Regions from separate parts of the Homo sapiens genome. Here region 1 is linked to region 2. The links are chromatin loops, found by intact Hi-C in ENCODE. Cell type or tissue: PC-9. All regions are shown on one strand. Each heading gives the region's core, and the rest is flanking DNA. Links, peaks and the distances in the headings are about the cores only.

The links. A loop is a pair of places that touch in the nucleus more often than their neighbours do. Peaks named below come from ENCODE experiments on the same cell type or tissue, not always from the same donor. Only the 100,000 strongest peaks of a DNase experiment are listed, where the experiment ranks them.
Region 1: a loop joins it to region 2, with 19 times the contacts of the local background. A loop is called at or near these places in 7 of 110 quality-filtered maps.

What each region holds. Positions count from the first base shown.
Region 1 is chr3:185,687,212-185,694,926 of GRCh38, forward strand. It overlaps IGF2BP2 (insulin like growth factor 2 mRNA binding protein 2), which reads right to left. Exons shown (of 16, transcript NM_006548.6): 5 at 5,488-5,551; 6 at 2,144-2,416. Among named protein-coding and RNA genes, the nearest start is that of IGF2BP2-AS1, 22 kb to the right of the region's middle. RefSeq lists an enhancer at 1,258-2,457 and a silencer at 2,113-2,290. In PC-9, for the core only: no CTCF peak of the experiment used is centred there; no DNase peak of the experiment used is centred there; H3K27ac peaks cover 1,603 bases.
Region 2 is chr3:185,772,184-185,779,898 of GRCh38, forward strand. All of the region lies in intron 2 of IGF2BP2 (insulin like growth factor 2 mRNA binding protein 2), which reads right to left. Among named protein-coding and RNA genes, the nearest start is that of MIR548AQ, 8.1 kb to the left of the region's middle. RefSeq lists enhancers at 1,469-2,321, 6,904-7,715. In PC-9, for the core only: no CTCF peak of the experiment used is centred there; no DNase peak of the experiment used is centred there.

The DNA.
Region 1 (7,715 bases), core at 2,165-4,664, 85 kb before region 2:
GCCATGATTACAAGGTCATCTGGATAGGACCCTAGCCCCAAGAAAGCGTCACACCAACCCATGTACAGCAAGGACACAGACAGACAAGGAGGCGTCATCAGCACGTTTGCAATCAGTGCCATTCTCCAAGAAGGAGGCAAGCAGTGCAGGGGGTCTTGTGCCAAATTTTAATTATTTGCAGCTTCATTTAGAAGGGAACGGTTCTTACAGGAGTGCTGTAGGACAAAGGCACTAAGCCAACTCAGTAATGAAGCCAGTTTGGTAAATGAAGTATTTTGTGTAGTCTTTCAAATGACTGCAGAAGTGAAGAGTAAAGTGAGAAGGATAATACTGCACATTGGCACAGTGCCGGTCTCTGAACTGATTGCAGCTTTTAAAAGCCATATGTTAATCCAAATCCGAACACCAAATTCAAGCAAGCTTTATATATTTGAGTGTGGATAGAAAACAGAGGCATGCCCTCTCTCTGCCTAAGTTTTTGGTTTCCTTTCCATTGGCAGCCTGCCATTAAGACTAATGGCTCAAAAGCTTGATGACTTTATCAGACTTCTTTGGGTAGTTGTGGTCCTACCTGTTTTTGTTAACTTTCAAAATTACATAACTGATTATATCCTTTTTACTTTGGTTGTTAGAAAGCCTAGAGCCAAGTCTTTGGTTGACGTCTAAAAAATGGGCACACACTTTGAGAGCTAACCCCACTTCTATTTAAACTTGTTACATTTTTTTTTCAAGCCACCTTACACAATTTTTGCACAAAAAGACACAAATAAAAGTCACTTTCGCAGTGAACTTGGAGGAAAAGCCAGGGCTGATTTTAAAATAAAAGGATACCAAACAGTAACTTCCCTCTCTATTTCCTCACTTCTAAGATGTGGCACTCCAGACTCATCCATATCAGTGTCTATTATTTGGGGATAAATAAGACATTCTGAAGAAAATAGCATTTCTCTTTCAGGTTACAAGACACCCACTGAATGACCTGAATAAAGTGTACCAGCCCATGTAAATAATTATTATGTGTCAGTAATTGGGTGCTTTGCAATTTAAGTACTTTCATATTAATTATTTCACTCAATCTCCCTGATTGTGCTAATTGTCATAATAATCCTGGCAAAACAGACAGGAACCCTCTATTTATTTATTTATTTAGAGATGGAGTTTCACTCTGTTGCCCAGGCTGGAGTGCAGTGGCGCCATCTCGGCTCACTGCAACCTCCGCCTCCTGGGTTCAAGTGATTCTCCTGCCTCAGCCTCCAGAGTAGCTGGGATTACAGGCGTGAGCCACCACAACTGGCTGATTTTTGTATTTTTAGTAGAGACAGGGTTTCACCATGTTAGCCAGGCTGGTCTCGAACTCCTGACCTCAGATGATCCCCCTGCTTCAGCCTCCCAAAGTGCTGGGATTACAGGGATGAGTCTCTGTAATACAGAGGGTGCCCAGCCAGAACCCTCTTTTTATAGAAGAGGCAACTGATGCTCAGAGAGGTTAACATCTTTTCCAAGATCACAAAACCATTTAAAGTGCTACAACTTGAACGTAAGTCTTTGTTTTCAAGTCCCGAGCTTGCTTTATTACATCATGCTACAGTCTTAGGAAGATACAAAAATCAACAATTCCATAAGACGTTTTATTCACCAACTCTTACAATCAGTTCAGTCTCCTTGAACAGGGAGGAAACTAAACAGAAGGCCAGTGTGCTTTATTTCTTGCTTGACGTGGCAGTGACTCACCCACTTCTTTGTGAGACTACCTATGTTGTCACAAGAATGGCCACCCCCAGGGCTCTGACTCAGGGGAAGAGGAAGAGCTATGATGAGTGGGTTCTAGGATCCCGCAGAGCTCCAAACCTCTGCTTTTGTAGAAATCAATGCATCCATAAGCATTAGTTCGCTTACAGGAACAGTCCTGGCTGTGAGGTTATCAGTACCCTCTTTATGAACTTTTAGCCTCTCAGCATGAAAGCTTGTCACAGCCCCCAGCTTGATGTTAGTCTGTTAGTAGTCCTGTTGAAAGAAGCCACTGTCTCTTACAGCACAGCCCCCCACTGCTGATGTAAGCAATTGTGACCTAAGAGTGGCTGAGACCCACCAGCACGCAGGGGACCCCTCAGAAGGAAGCAAAGGAAGCCCCACAGGCACGTACCGGGACTGGGTCTGCTTAGTGATGTTCTTTATGGTCAAGCCCTCCTTTCCGATGATGGCACCAACAAACTGGGTGGGGACCAGGATCCGCAGCGGGAAATCAATCTGTCTGGCCTGAGAAGTGCCCCCAGGGGCGTGGCCTTGCTCCCGGGAAGAGTGGTCCCCACGCTGGGCTCGCTGAGGGGGCGAAGGGGAGCTCACCTCTTCATCCGGGATGTAGGAAATCTTGAAGGAGTAGTTCTCAAACTGATGCCCGCTTAGCTTCTCCATGGCTCTGAAATGCAGCAGGACAGGGGAGCTTCGTCAGAAACCAACATCAAGAAAGACCCTCCCGGCCGGGCGCGGTGGCTCACGCCTGTAATCCCAGCACTTTGGGAGGCCGAGGCGGGTGGATCACGAGGTCAGGAGATCGAGACCATCCCGGCTAAAACGGTGAAACCCCGTCTCTACTAAAAATACAAAAAATTAGCCGGGCGTAGTGGCGGGCGCCTGTAGTCCCAGCTACTTGGGAGGCTGAGGCAGGAGAATGGCGTGAACCCGGGAGGCGGAGCTTGCAGTGAGCCGAGATCCTGCCACTGCACTCCAGCCTGGGCGACAGAGCGAGACTCCGTCTCAAAAAAAAAAAAAAAAAGAAAGACCCTCCCGCAAGACTGGTTCATTCACTCCCATTTAATAGGTGCCTATATGGTGCCATGCCAGGCACTGAACATACAGTGGTGAGCAAGACAGACACCATCTCTGCTCCCTCAGGGCTTACGGTTAACAGTTAAACAAGTAATCACAACGCATCAGCCTGGTCAGGCTTCATATCCAACATTACAGCCTGGTTTCTCCACCACTCAAGGCCATTTCCCCCTTATCAAAAACTCTTATAAATATCAGTATAAAATTATGACTCATTTTTTTCTCATTTTAATCATCATACATATTATTGAAAATTCAGAAATATGTAAGTGCAAATAAAATCCTAATCCACTATCTTTACTGTCTTTCTTAAATATAAACATATTATTGCTTATAAAAATGGGTTAATATTGTACATACTATGTTCTAACCTTTAAAAAAACAGTTAATATTCTAAAACATTTTTCAATGTCACTAAGTACCTTTCAGTATAATTTACACATGACTCAACTGCAGTATCAGTATAATTTTTAATGACTGTTTAACATTCTATTGATTTACCATAGTTTTTGCAACTGATCCTTTATAGTTAGATATCTGTTGTATCCAACCTTTTACAGTTACACACACTGTCACCATTGGCATCTTTGCAACTACAACTTTGCACACAGGACAAATTCCTAGTAGAATTGTTAACTATTGCCCAGTGGGCCCCTGGAATGGTTTCAACATTTATGATCCCATAGCAGTTTAGGAGAGAGCATTTGTGTCCTTGAATCTTCAAATGCACAGAGCGCTGTTATTTAAAGATATTTATCAATTTGATAGGGGATAAATGATATACCACTATTATATTCTTAAAATGACACACGAAATACACTATCCTTTTCACATATTTTTAGTAGCATTAACCCAATTTTACTAGGTTAATGTCTAGGACTTGTAAATTTATTACAAAGCAGCACCTTTTGAATTTAATAAAAGCAATAGAGTAATATCATGTAGAGAGGTCCACCCAAGCAGCAGCTAGATAAGGGCTGTGGAGTTGAGTTGTTGGTGTATCTCCACTTACAAATGTGTACAAGGTAAAGTTAACACTAAATGAACTATTACCTTTTTCTTTTTTTTTATTTTTTTCGAGACAGAGTTTCGCCCTTATTGACCAGGCTGGAGTGCAATGGCGCGATCTCAGCTCACTGCAACCTCTGCCTCCCAAGTTCAAGTGATTCTCTTGCCTCAGCCTCCCGAGTAGCTGGGATTACAGGCATGCGCCACCACGCCTGGCTAATTTTGTATTTTTAGTAGAGATGGGGTTTCTCCATGTTGGTCAGGCTGGTCTCGATCTCCCAGCCTCAGGTGATCTGCCCACCTCGGCCTCCCAAAGGGCTGGGATTACAGGCATGAGCCACCACGCCTGGCCTGAACCATTATCTTTTTCAATGCAAAATTAACATTTTGAAAACTAGCAGTATGAAAATGGGTTAAATATCTTTGTATGTTGAAAAAGAACACTATAATCCTGGGATATATAGCCAAGGTTATGCCACACCCATAAAGCAAGACCAAATGTGACCATAATTCTAGTTATAATGACCTGACAGGCACTTTAAGGACCTCCTACAAAAAAGGAACTTGTTTTTGTTGTTCTTTTAAAGATGGGGGTCTCATTATTTTGCCCAGGCTGGTCTCAAACTCCTGGCTTCAAGTAATCCTCACCCTCCCAAGTAGCTGGGATTATAAGCATGTGCCACCACATCCGGCTGTTGTTGTTTTGAGAGGCAGGGTCTTGCTCTGTTGCCCAGGCTGGATGGTAGTGGTGCAATCACAGCTTACTGCAGCCTTACCATCCTGGGCTCAAGTGATCCTCCTGCCTCAGCCTCCCAAGTAGCTGGAACTACAGGTGCAAGCCACCATTCCCAGCTAATTTTTAAATTGTTTTTTTGTAGAGACTGGGTCTCCCTATGTTGTCCAGGTTGGTCTCAAACTCCTGGGCTCAAGCAATCCTCCGGCCTTGCCCAAAATGCTGGGATTACAGGCATGAGCCACCATGCCTGGCCTCATTGTTTTTTAAGAGACTTGATCTCATGTCCATTAACAGCTAAGCTCAAAATTAACCATCCCTGAAGTAATGAATGGGCACTGGAAAGAGGATGGGGATTGGAGAAAAGAACCCAAACCAGGTGCTATTGAGTAACCACTCTCAGACAATTCTCTCGGCTGCTGCTCTCACTGAGGTGGATTCCCTCCTAATGTTACACACACAAAATTGATGTTTTGGTATAGGCTTGTGCTGCCTCTTCACAGTGCATGGAGGAAGCTCTAGGTAAAAGTGGTCCCAAGTGTTTGGCAAAGCAGAGTCTAGGAGACACAGTGTCACAGGTATGGTGCCCTCTATTCCCGATCATGTCAAGACACAGCTCCCATCTTGGTTTTGATGCCAAGGCTCAACATTTTTCAAGTCTCTACACAATCCACAAATATCCCGGTGTGAATGTCCTGGAGCTCCACTGACATGTCAAAGATGGCAGGAACACCCTGGAGCTCTACCAATATGTCAAAGGTGGCTCAGATGCCGTGGAGCTCCATGGGTATGTCAAAGGTGGCACATATCCAGCTCAAAGATCTGCATCTTTTTAGAAAACATTTAAAAACACAGAACTCAATGGAATTCAAATATAAAAACAAATAAATTTAAACAGAAATAAGCCCAAATCTGCTTACATTTTTGCTTCTTCTCTTGTTGCATATGTGACGTTGACAACGGCGGTTTCTGTGTCTGTGTTGACTAGGGAAAAGGCAAAAACTACACTGTCATAGGAAAAAGTGCTGTCACCCTCTGGCTTAATGTAAACAGACAAACTTTAGAGAAAAATGCATAAAACCCTCATCACACTGGCTCCACAGTTATCTGCATCTCTACGTTTATTCATCTGAGTTCACAGTAATTTGTAATCAATTGTATATAACACGTTTGTAATCAATCGTATGAACAACTCAGAACTATATTTTCCACATATTTTATAAACACTTTTATATGAGTATTTTGTATCAGTACATTTTCTTTGTATTTTTCATTTTTAATGTCTATATAAAATTGCAGTGAGTCAAATGTACCATGACTTGCCTAACCATTCCCCAATTGTTGGTAAGTAGGCTGTTCCCACTATTTGCTAGTCTAAATAGTGTTGCTAAAAATCACCTTTGTTGCAAACATCACTGGATTGTGTGTTCTTCTGAATTACTTCTTTAGGCTAAAATCACAGAAGAAAAGTAATGCAGTAAAAGAACATGATGCTTTTTAATGCATATTTTCAGACTGGTCTCCTAGAAGTTTGTATCAATTTATTACATCACTATCAAGGTATGAGTTTTAATTATAATTTGCATTAATTCTTAAATAATTGGATATACATATAAAACAATAAGAAAATATTTTAATTTAAATTATTCATTCACTGACAAGGTTGAACCATCACTATTTTTGTTTCCCTTTGACTGAACTCTTTGACTGTGTGGGTTAAATCTAATAAATAAAACTGACAATTCTAATTACTTGGCTAAAAGAGAAAGTATAAACTCTATGATTGGCTAATAAGGGATTACTCTTGTGAGTTGTCTTGTCTTAGATCATAATTTCTTGCCTCTTCTTCTATAGTTAGAAATTAAAAATAAATTCAAATGCCAGAGAAAACTTTCTCAATCCAAGCCAGTAAACTTAAACACCAAAAATATATGTTTCCCAAAACAAAGGTGACTAGATCAATTCTTCCCTTTAAAAGATTTAAGCTGTTGGGAGTTTGGAGTTAACAACAACATTAAGTTAAAGATAATTCAAGAAAATTATGATAAACCTGCTGTCCAAAGTAATAATAAAACTCTATAATATACGATTCTTTACACTGGACCCATGCTTGAGCTTCAAGAATTCTATAAACCCCTCCAAAATGATTCAAACTTGTAGAAATGTGAATTTTTCTTGTTATTTTACAAGATTTGCAAAGGGACCTGAGACCCCGAAAAGCTTAAGGACTACTGTTAAAAATACTGTTTGTTAAATAACTTTAAAGCAGCTGCAGCCTTTATGGGTTGCAGGGAGTTGTATGTAATGCTCAGAAAGAGCTGCCACTGAGAATTACATGTAATAAACCCGAGCCCAGCTCTGGCCTTGGCCTGGAGTGTTCATAGCACGCTTTAATTCACACTTAACCCACAGAAGTCCTCACAGTGCAAAACAGGGGAGGTGTAGCACATTACTGTCCTCTCTCAGTGCTGACACAGAGAATGCTAAAAAGGTTTCATATTTGCTGCTTTCTAGTGCTACAGATAAGGCTGTAGACTCCCAGAAAGGGCTGGGTTTGAACCTCCTGAATAAAGCTATCCATTAGGATTCTCAGATTCTGTGCTCACTTCTTAGTCATATGCTCTGTTCTTCAAAGATGTTAGTCTTCAGGAAATCAGGCAGTTCTTTGATTCTGTGACGAGCTAAGCTCCATTCAAATAATTTATTTCACTGGGCATGAAAGTTCTATAAAGTTGCCTAAAACTCTACTGAAAATATTTTCCTGCTGAATCAGGAATCACTCATGTAACAGGACAAAACAATAGCCCAACAGTTCTATCCTGTTGTTGTTAGGCAGCTGGAAACTGGGGGGTCTCCAGCACACAGCTGCCCTAGGACCTATAAACTGCCCCAGGGACCTGGAATATATTTTTCTTGCGTAGCATTGTCCTCAGTTTATAATATAATCTTAACTAGTAACTTTTACAGGTTCATGTCTGCAAGACCATCTTGCCTACAACACCCAATCATTAGAATGTCTTCTTTTCTGCCGGGCACGGTGGCTCACACCTGTGATCCCAGCACTCTGGGAGGCCAAGGTGGGTGGATCACTTGAGGCCGGGAGTTTGATGCCAGCCTGGCCAACACGGTGAAACCCTGTCTCTACTAA
Region 2 (7,715 bases), core at 1,896-4,395:
TCAAGTGCCTAGAATAATGCCTGGCCGATACTACAAAAATGTTTAGATACTCAAAAATGTTTGCTGAATAATGAATACTGTGAGCCTTCCTTAAAGAGTTTTCCCTACTGTAAGTTTTATTCAGTGGGCTGTTCTATTTGCTGAAGAGAAAACGCTAGGCTCTGTAGAGCTTGGTCTTTACCAACCTTCCACACGATATCTAAATATTTTCAAATTTATCTTTTCCCAAATATCTACTCCTCATGCTTCTGTATCTGAAAGATTCTCATCTCTCCTTCACAAGTTAGCAATTCAGTACTACAACGGCTGTACATAGTGTATTATATCACTATATCATCATCAATCATTACAATGGGATAATCCCTATACAACTCCTTTTCTTCCCTTCTCTCTCTTTTTTTTTTTTTTTTTTTTTTGAGACAAAGTCTCGCTGTGTCGCCCAGGCTGGAGTGCAGTGGTGCAACCTCAGCTCACTGCAAACTCTGCCTCCCAGATTCAAGCGATTCTCCTGTCTCAGCCTCCCAAGTAGCTGGGACTACAGGCATGCGCCACCATGCCCAGCTAATTTTTGTATTTTTAGTACAGACGGGGTTTCACCATGTTAGCCAGGCTAGTCTTAAACTCCTGACCTCAGGTGATCCACCCACCTCAGCCTCCCAAAGTGCTGGGATTACAGGCGTGAGCCACCGTGCCCGGCCCTTTCCTTCTCTTTCGCCCTTCTAAATGTCTGCTCTCAATAATGTCATAGCCTGGGCCATCTATTAATGAATGGGCAGAAGACTTCATCCCTGCTTCCCAAGCTCCAGGATTTAAATGGTGTCTGCAAGGGAATATAGAGGTGCTCCAGGAGGCCTGATAACTAACCCCATCAGGGTACCAATTAGGTTCCCAAGAGCAGCAAAGCACGTGACTGCTACCCAGGAGGCTAAATAGCACAATACCATTCCAAATCTCTTCACTAAGGACCAGGTAAGCAGACAAACCAAAAAGATAGCTGGCCACATTTTTATACCTCCTAGGTGCTATTCTAACTCCTATTACTGAGCCATTTACCTGCTCTGTGTGTTGATTAGTAAAACAGATAATTCCTACTTGTCTATATTGTTAAGGAGGAATAATCACTATTATAACACTATAGACTATAGAACTTGAGCTTTTGGCTAAGACAGAATGATCTATTAGACCTTCAAATAATTTAACAGGCGGAAGTACTAAATAAATATAAATTGTTCCCATACAAAGTTTGAGTGCAGATTACACATTCAAATGGAAATATACATGAATAGATAATTTTTAGAAGTAGGAAATTTTCCCCAGATATATGGTTTTAAAATTCAGTGTTTATGCTTAAAACTACTTAGTTAAAAACAGAACAAAATAGACTTTAGGTAAGTTTAAATTTCCTACATAAAAACTAAGTTAGGAAGGCCAAGGAGGGGTTTATTTATAAGGTCAAAAGAAACATGATCAGTTGCTCATAGAAAAATGAGCAACTGGCCTTATCCCTACAGTACTTTACAATTCCTTTGATCAACTCATCTTCTCATGCCACTTTCTTTTTCTTGCTGAAATTTCTCAGTGTAACTTCTTAGGCTTAAATTCTCACAATTTTCTTTTCATTAGCTCAATTTTACTTGCAGTCTGAATACTCGTTTAAAAACAAGTGCTCTAAAAGCCCTTGTGCCACATTTTTAACGTGCTGAGCACACTCATGCAAGTGATCTAACAAAGACAAATACTTTCTCAGCTCCTTCGCGGAGATCTTCTCACTTCTGGCCCTCCCTTCCTGGAAGTCCTGACTTCACTGACTGAGAGGAGAAACAAATCTCTTTTGATCTCTGGCTGGAGTGAGAGCTGCCTGCTGTTCTCTACCTCTCCTTAACACAGTGCTGAACACAATTTTCTGGAGGAGTGCCAGAATGTGTGCCTTTCTGGAAGGGCAAATAATTATGGCCTCATCCTTACTCCAGTTCATACAATTGAGGCGGGTATGGACAGTCTAGAGCACAAGCAAGCAGGAGGGAGACGGTTACACAGGGCTTGCATGGTTTCAATGACTTTCACCAGGTTTCAGATGTCTGCTTGTTTTCCTCTACTACTGCTAAATCACGGACTAAGAAAGTAAAAACAGGCCGGGCATGGTGGTTCCCGCCTGTAAGGCCTGCACTTTGGGAGGCCGAGGTGGGCGGATCACGAGGTCAGGAGATAGAGACCATCTTGACTAACACATTGAAACCCTGTCTCTACTAAAAATACAAAAAATTAGCCAGGCATGGTGGCAGGCACCTATAGTCCCAGCTACTCAGGAGGCTGAGGCAGGAGAATGGAGTGAACCCTGGAGGCAGAGCTTGCAGTGAGCTGAGATCGCGCCACTGCACTCCAGCCTGGGCAACAGAGCGAGACTCTGTCTCAAAAAAAAAAAAAGAAAAGAAAAGAAAGTAAAAACAACTTCAAGAAACACCAGTGGGGCCAACTCCTGCTTTCCCATTGATAAATAAGTCTCACAGACAGTATATGTGACAGTTAAGAGGCGGCTGGGGACGGGCGTGGTGGCTCACACCTGTAATCCCAGCACTTTGGGAGACCAAGGTGGGCAGATCACAAGGTCACGGCAGATCACAAGGTCAGGAGTATCAGACCAGCCTGGCCAATATGATGAAACCCCGTCTCTACTAAAAATACAAAAATTAGCCGGGGATGCTGGTGGGCTCCTGTAGTCCCAGCTACTTGGGAGGCTGAGGCAGGAGAATCTCTTGAACCTGGGAGGCGGGGCTTGCAGTGAGCCCAGATTGTGCCACTGCACTCCAGCCTGGGCAACAGAGTCAGACTCCGTCTAAAAAGAAAAAAAAAAAAAGAGGGAGCTGGGTTCAGATTTTGGCTCCAACACTTGTCTGGATGAACTCTAGCAAGTTACTTAAGCTCTATGGTCTCAGTTTCTTTATTTGTAAAAGAATAATAACAGCACTGACCTCATAGGACTGTTCAGAAGTTATATGAGAAAAACATGCAAAGCATTTACAACAATACCTGCCTTGTGAGAGCTCAGTAAATGATGGCAGTAATAACTGTTGATGTGTGATTAATACCCATATTACTGGTGTTGTTTTGTAAAGGAGTTGTTCCAAGAATTGCAGTGCCTTCATTCAGCAAACATTTCAATGAACACTTATGATATCTTATATGTGGCTAAACTCTGGAGACAGAGACTCAGAAGCCGCAATCTGGACCCTCCAAACAGCATCCAATCAAGTGGAAGATGATCATTTAAACAACACATCACACAATGGTAAGAGCTAGAACAGAGATGTACATAGGATCTTGACAAGCCAAAGAAGCAGCCTGAGAGTTCCAAGGAAGGAGAATGATCCAGAGCAAGGAGAAAGGTGAACTGGAGTGCACCAACAGAATAGGAGAGGGAACATCATTCTGAGCAAGGTTGGGGAATGGCAAAACATAAGACTAATAAGCTTAGCAAAAGCAATGTATGAAAGGTCTAAGATATTTGAACTTTAGCTTGAAGAGAAATGGAGATCACTGACTGTAGGACAAAGGATGGGCTGGGTTAGGGAAATAAAAGAAGATGGCTGAGTGAAGATTACTGCAATAATAAAAACGCCAGTCCAAGCACTAATAAAATGTAAAGGTATAATTTAAGAACTAGCAATTCCACTTCTCAATCCCTACCCTAGAGAAATACTTATATATAAGCGTGAATAATAGGATATTACAAAAATGTTTATTGCAGCATGTTTGGAATTGGAAACAGCCTAGCAATAGGCAAATGGCAAGGTGGCTCAAGCCTGCAATCCCAGCACTTTGGGTGGCCAAGGCGGGATAATCACTTGAGCCCAGGAGTTTGAGACGAACCTGGACAACACAGTGAGGTCACGTCTTTATAAAAAACTTAACAAATTAGCTGGGTGTGGTAGTGCACACCTGTAGTCCCAGCTACCTGGGCAGCTGAGGTGGGAAGATCACTTGAGCCCAGGAATTCAAGGCTGTAGTAAGCTACGATCATGCCACTGTACTCCAGCCTGTGTGAAAGAAGTGAGACTCTGCCTCTAAAAAAATAATAAATAAAAATAAAATAAAAACCCCAAGGTAGGCAAGGATAGATTAAAAACTCCAAAGAGCCTTATAGGTAGTATGGAGTAGAGAGAACAGATCCACAACATGTTTATAATTTAAAGTGACAGGTCTTAGTTGTGGATTGGATGTGAAGGATCAGAAAATGGAAAAAGTAAAAAGTGAGGACCGGGTTACTGACTGGAGAAATGAAGTTGATGGTGGTGCAACTGAGATCCAGGCAGAGAGGATCTGGGGGAAAGGATGCTGAGCCTCGTTTTGAACGTGTTGAGTTGAGGGACTTAGGGACATTCAGATGGAGCTATCCAATAGGAAGGAAGTCAGAAATACAGATCTGCATTTGTGAATCCAGGGTGAGGGCGGAGATAGAGAAGACTCCAGAATGCAGCCAAAGCCACAGCAGGGGTGTCATGGGAGTTGAAGGTAACGAAGATGGACCACCCCAGGAGATAAGAGTGCAAGGGAGAAAAAAAGAGCAGATGCCACAGCAACCAACATTTTCTCAGAACTACACTATTTTCATCTTCATCGGTCTTGTCAACAACAACTTTCTCAAACATTCCAATGTTCTTTATTTATATACCATCTGTTTCACAAATATTTGAGGCAGCTTATGGTAAAGACATACAATAAAACAGTGCAATATAAATGAAATGAATACATCAGGGTAAGAAAATAGGAAATTAGATTAGGAGGTCAAGACAGAAGCAGACTCAGAAAGAAAGTAGGGTTAAAATACAATTATTCAGTTCAAAAGGGTACTAAAGAGTTGCTACATTAGAGCTATGAGTTTGGCTCTGAGCTTCCTAGTGGCCAAAGTGAAAAGAGAGATAGTTGCCTCCAAAAGAAGAAACTACAGGAAGTCCTCACTTAATGTTGTCAATAGCTTCTTGGAAACTGCAACTTTAAGCAAAATGATGTGTAACAAAACCAATTTTACCATAGGCTAGTTAATATAAAGAAGAGTTAAGTTTTTAAGGTATATTTCTGGTCACAAAACCACCAGCCTGGGCAACATGGCAAAACCTTGTCTCTAAAAAAATAAAAGATTAGCCAAAACCAAAACCAAAACAAAACAAAAAAAATTAGCTAAGCATGGTGGCTCATGCCTGTAGTCCCAGCTATTCAGGAGGATGGCTTGGGCCCAGGAAGTCGAAGCTGCAGTGAGCCAAGATCGCACCACTAGCCTCTAGCCTGGGTGACAGAGCAAGACCCTGTCTCAAAAAAACAACAACAATAACAAAATCACCAAACTTCTAAAAGAAAAACCCCAAAACACTTTCAATTTTAAACATTTAAATAAATGAGCTATGCACACATCTAAGAAATATTCATAAAAACAAGTAAGATCATTATTTACCCAATTTTCAGTGAATCAGTGAGTGATGTCAGTCATAATGGTGGTGGGTTAAATCAAGGAATAAATGTTTGCAAAGCTAAAATTGTAAGGAGCATCTCCTATCACCACACAGTTCAAAAACCATCACAAGGGCTGGGCACAGTGGCTCACACCTGTAATCCCAGCACTTTGGGAGGCCAAGGCAGGCAGATCTCCTGAGGTCAGGAGGTCGAGACCAACCCGGTCAACATGGTGAAATCCTGTTTCTACTAAATATACAAAAAAATTAGCCCGGCACAGTGATGCACATCTGTAATCCCAGCTACTTGGGAGGCTGAGGCAGGAGAATCTCTTGAACCCAGGAGGTGGAGGTTGCAGTGAGCCGAGATTGCAAGAGTGAGACTCCGTCAAAAAAAAAAAAATCACAAATGTGGAGGCTCGCTGAGCATTGTTGTGCTGTATCACTTACTGTCATGCATTTGTACTACCATCTACTTTCATTTTACAGTAATTTATATTCATTCATTCATTCATTTTCCAACCTGCTTATTCCAATACAAAGTTGAGAGTAGCTGGAGCACGTCTTGGCAGCTCAGGGCACAAGGCCAGAAGCAACCCTGGACAGGACACCATTCCATCTCACGGCACTCACACACACCCCCACACTCACTCAGACAGGGACAACTTAGACACGCCAATTAACCTAATGTGTGCAACTTTAGAATATGGGAGGAAACTGGAGTACTCAGAGAAAAGCCACACAGACAGGGAGAATGTGCAAATTCTACACAGCGGCCTAGCCAGGAGTCAACTTTTTTCTCATCAACATTATAATAAAGCAACATAAAACTGAATGACATTATTTGGGACCTGCTGTATATTCCCTCTCAGGATTAACTGATTTGCCCAAGATCACCTAGTTAAAAGGCGAATAATGCCTTCCCCTCTACCAAGTTGCTTCAACATGCAAGTACTCTACAGCTAGTCACAGTCTCATTATCAGGATGGCACAGCAGGAAGGGAACTAGACTCGGAATCTGGACACCTGGTTCTACAGGACTAGCTCTTCTGCTAACCATGAACCCAAGACAGGTCATTTACATTTTTGGTGTCTTGTTTTCTCAACTATAAAATAACTACTTTCACTGAACCAGAGTCAACCAATACATGCTATTTGTGCTACAATTCTCCAATCCAGCACACTCTGACCAACATTGCTAGTTAATCACAGAAATCTTTTCTGTTGAACCCAGATGAGACCTCAAAACCTTACATAACAGTGTTCAGGTGATCACCAATAAGTCAACATGGGCACTCTGGCCTTAGAGGTTCCTTCTCTAAAGTGCCTCCAGAGCTAACACACTACCATGCAGTGATCATGGTGTATGCCGCTCTATGGCATCCTCTCTTGAAAAAGGAAGGCTGAGGGTGATTTGACTGAGCTGCTAAGGTAGGCAGATATGGAACAAAGCTTTTTTTTTTTTTGCAGTTATTTTTAAACTTCTAAAAATACTTTGATATGCTAAAATTAAAACTCATGAGTCAAAATACACTACTGATTAAAATAAAACACTTCCAAATCATCTACCACAGGAAATCTAGGAAAGGCATGGCAGCATGTACCAAGCTGAAAATCTTTAGGAATAACTCAAACTTTAAAGGGATCTTTCTTCTATTTTCAAAGTGTATTGTGAGCATTTCCACAGAATTCTCTGCACAAAAGTAGAGACATACAACAGATCTACAGCACCCTTCACCCAGTTTCAATCACCATCAACATTTTGCCATAAATGTTCACAGTATCTAACTTTAAAGGTCAAGATGACTGGGGGCTATGGTCCAAATTCTGGCAAAACATAGCTTCCTAGGAAACATGCTTGTGTCCATGAGTTAATACATGGGCACACACACCCATAAAATAACTTCCACACAATGCTAAAAAATGAACTGGAGCAAGATTCTTGCTATTCCAAGTGTGGTCCCTGATCACCAACTGGGAGCTTGTTAAAACTACAGACCCCCAGGCCTCATTCCAAACTTACTGAGTCACAATTTACATTTTAACAAAATCCCCAGGTAATGAGTCTGCACGCTAAGGTTTACAAAAGCACTGGTCTACTCTAGACCACCGTAACTGTCCTCTGAAAGCTTCTCCTATTGCCATTCTGAAAAGCTGGGCAAGAAACCAAAGTATAAAATACAGTGTTCATTTTACTTGGGAGAGTTATTTGCCATTAAACAATAAAATGTAAAGGTATATGATTTAAGACTTAGCAATTCCACTTCTCAA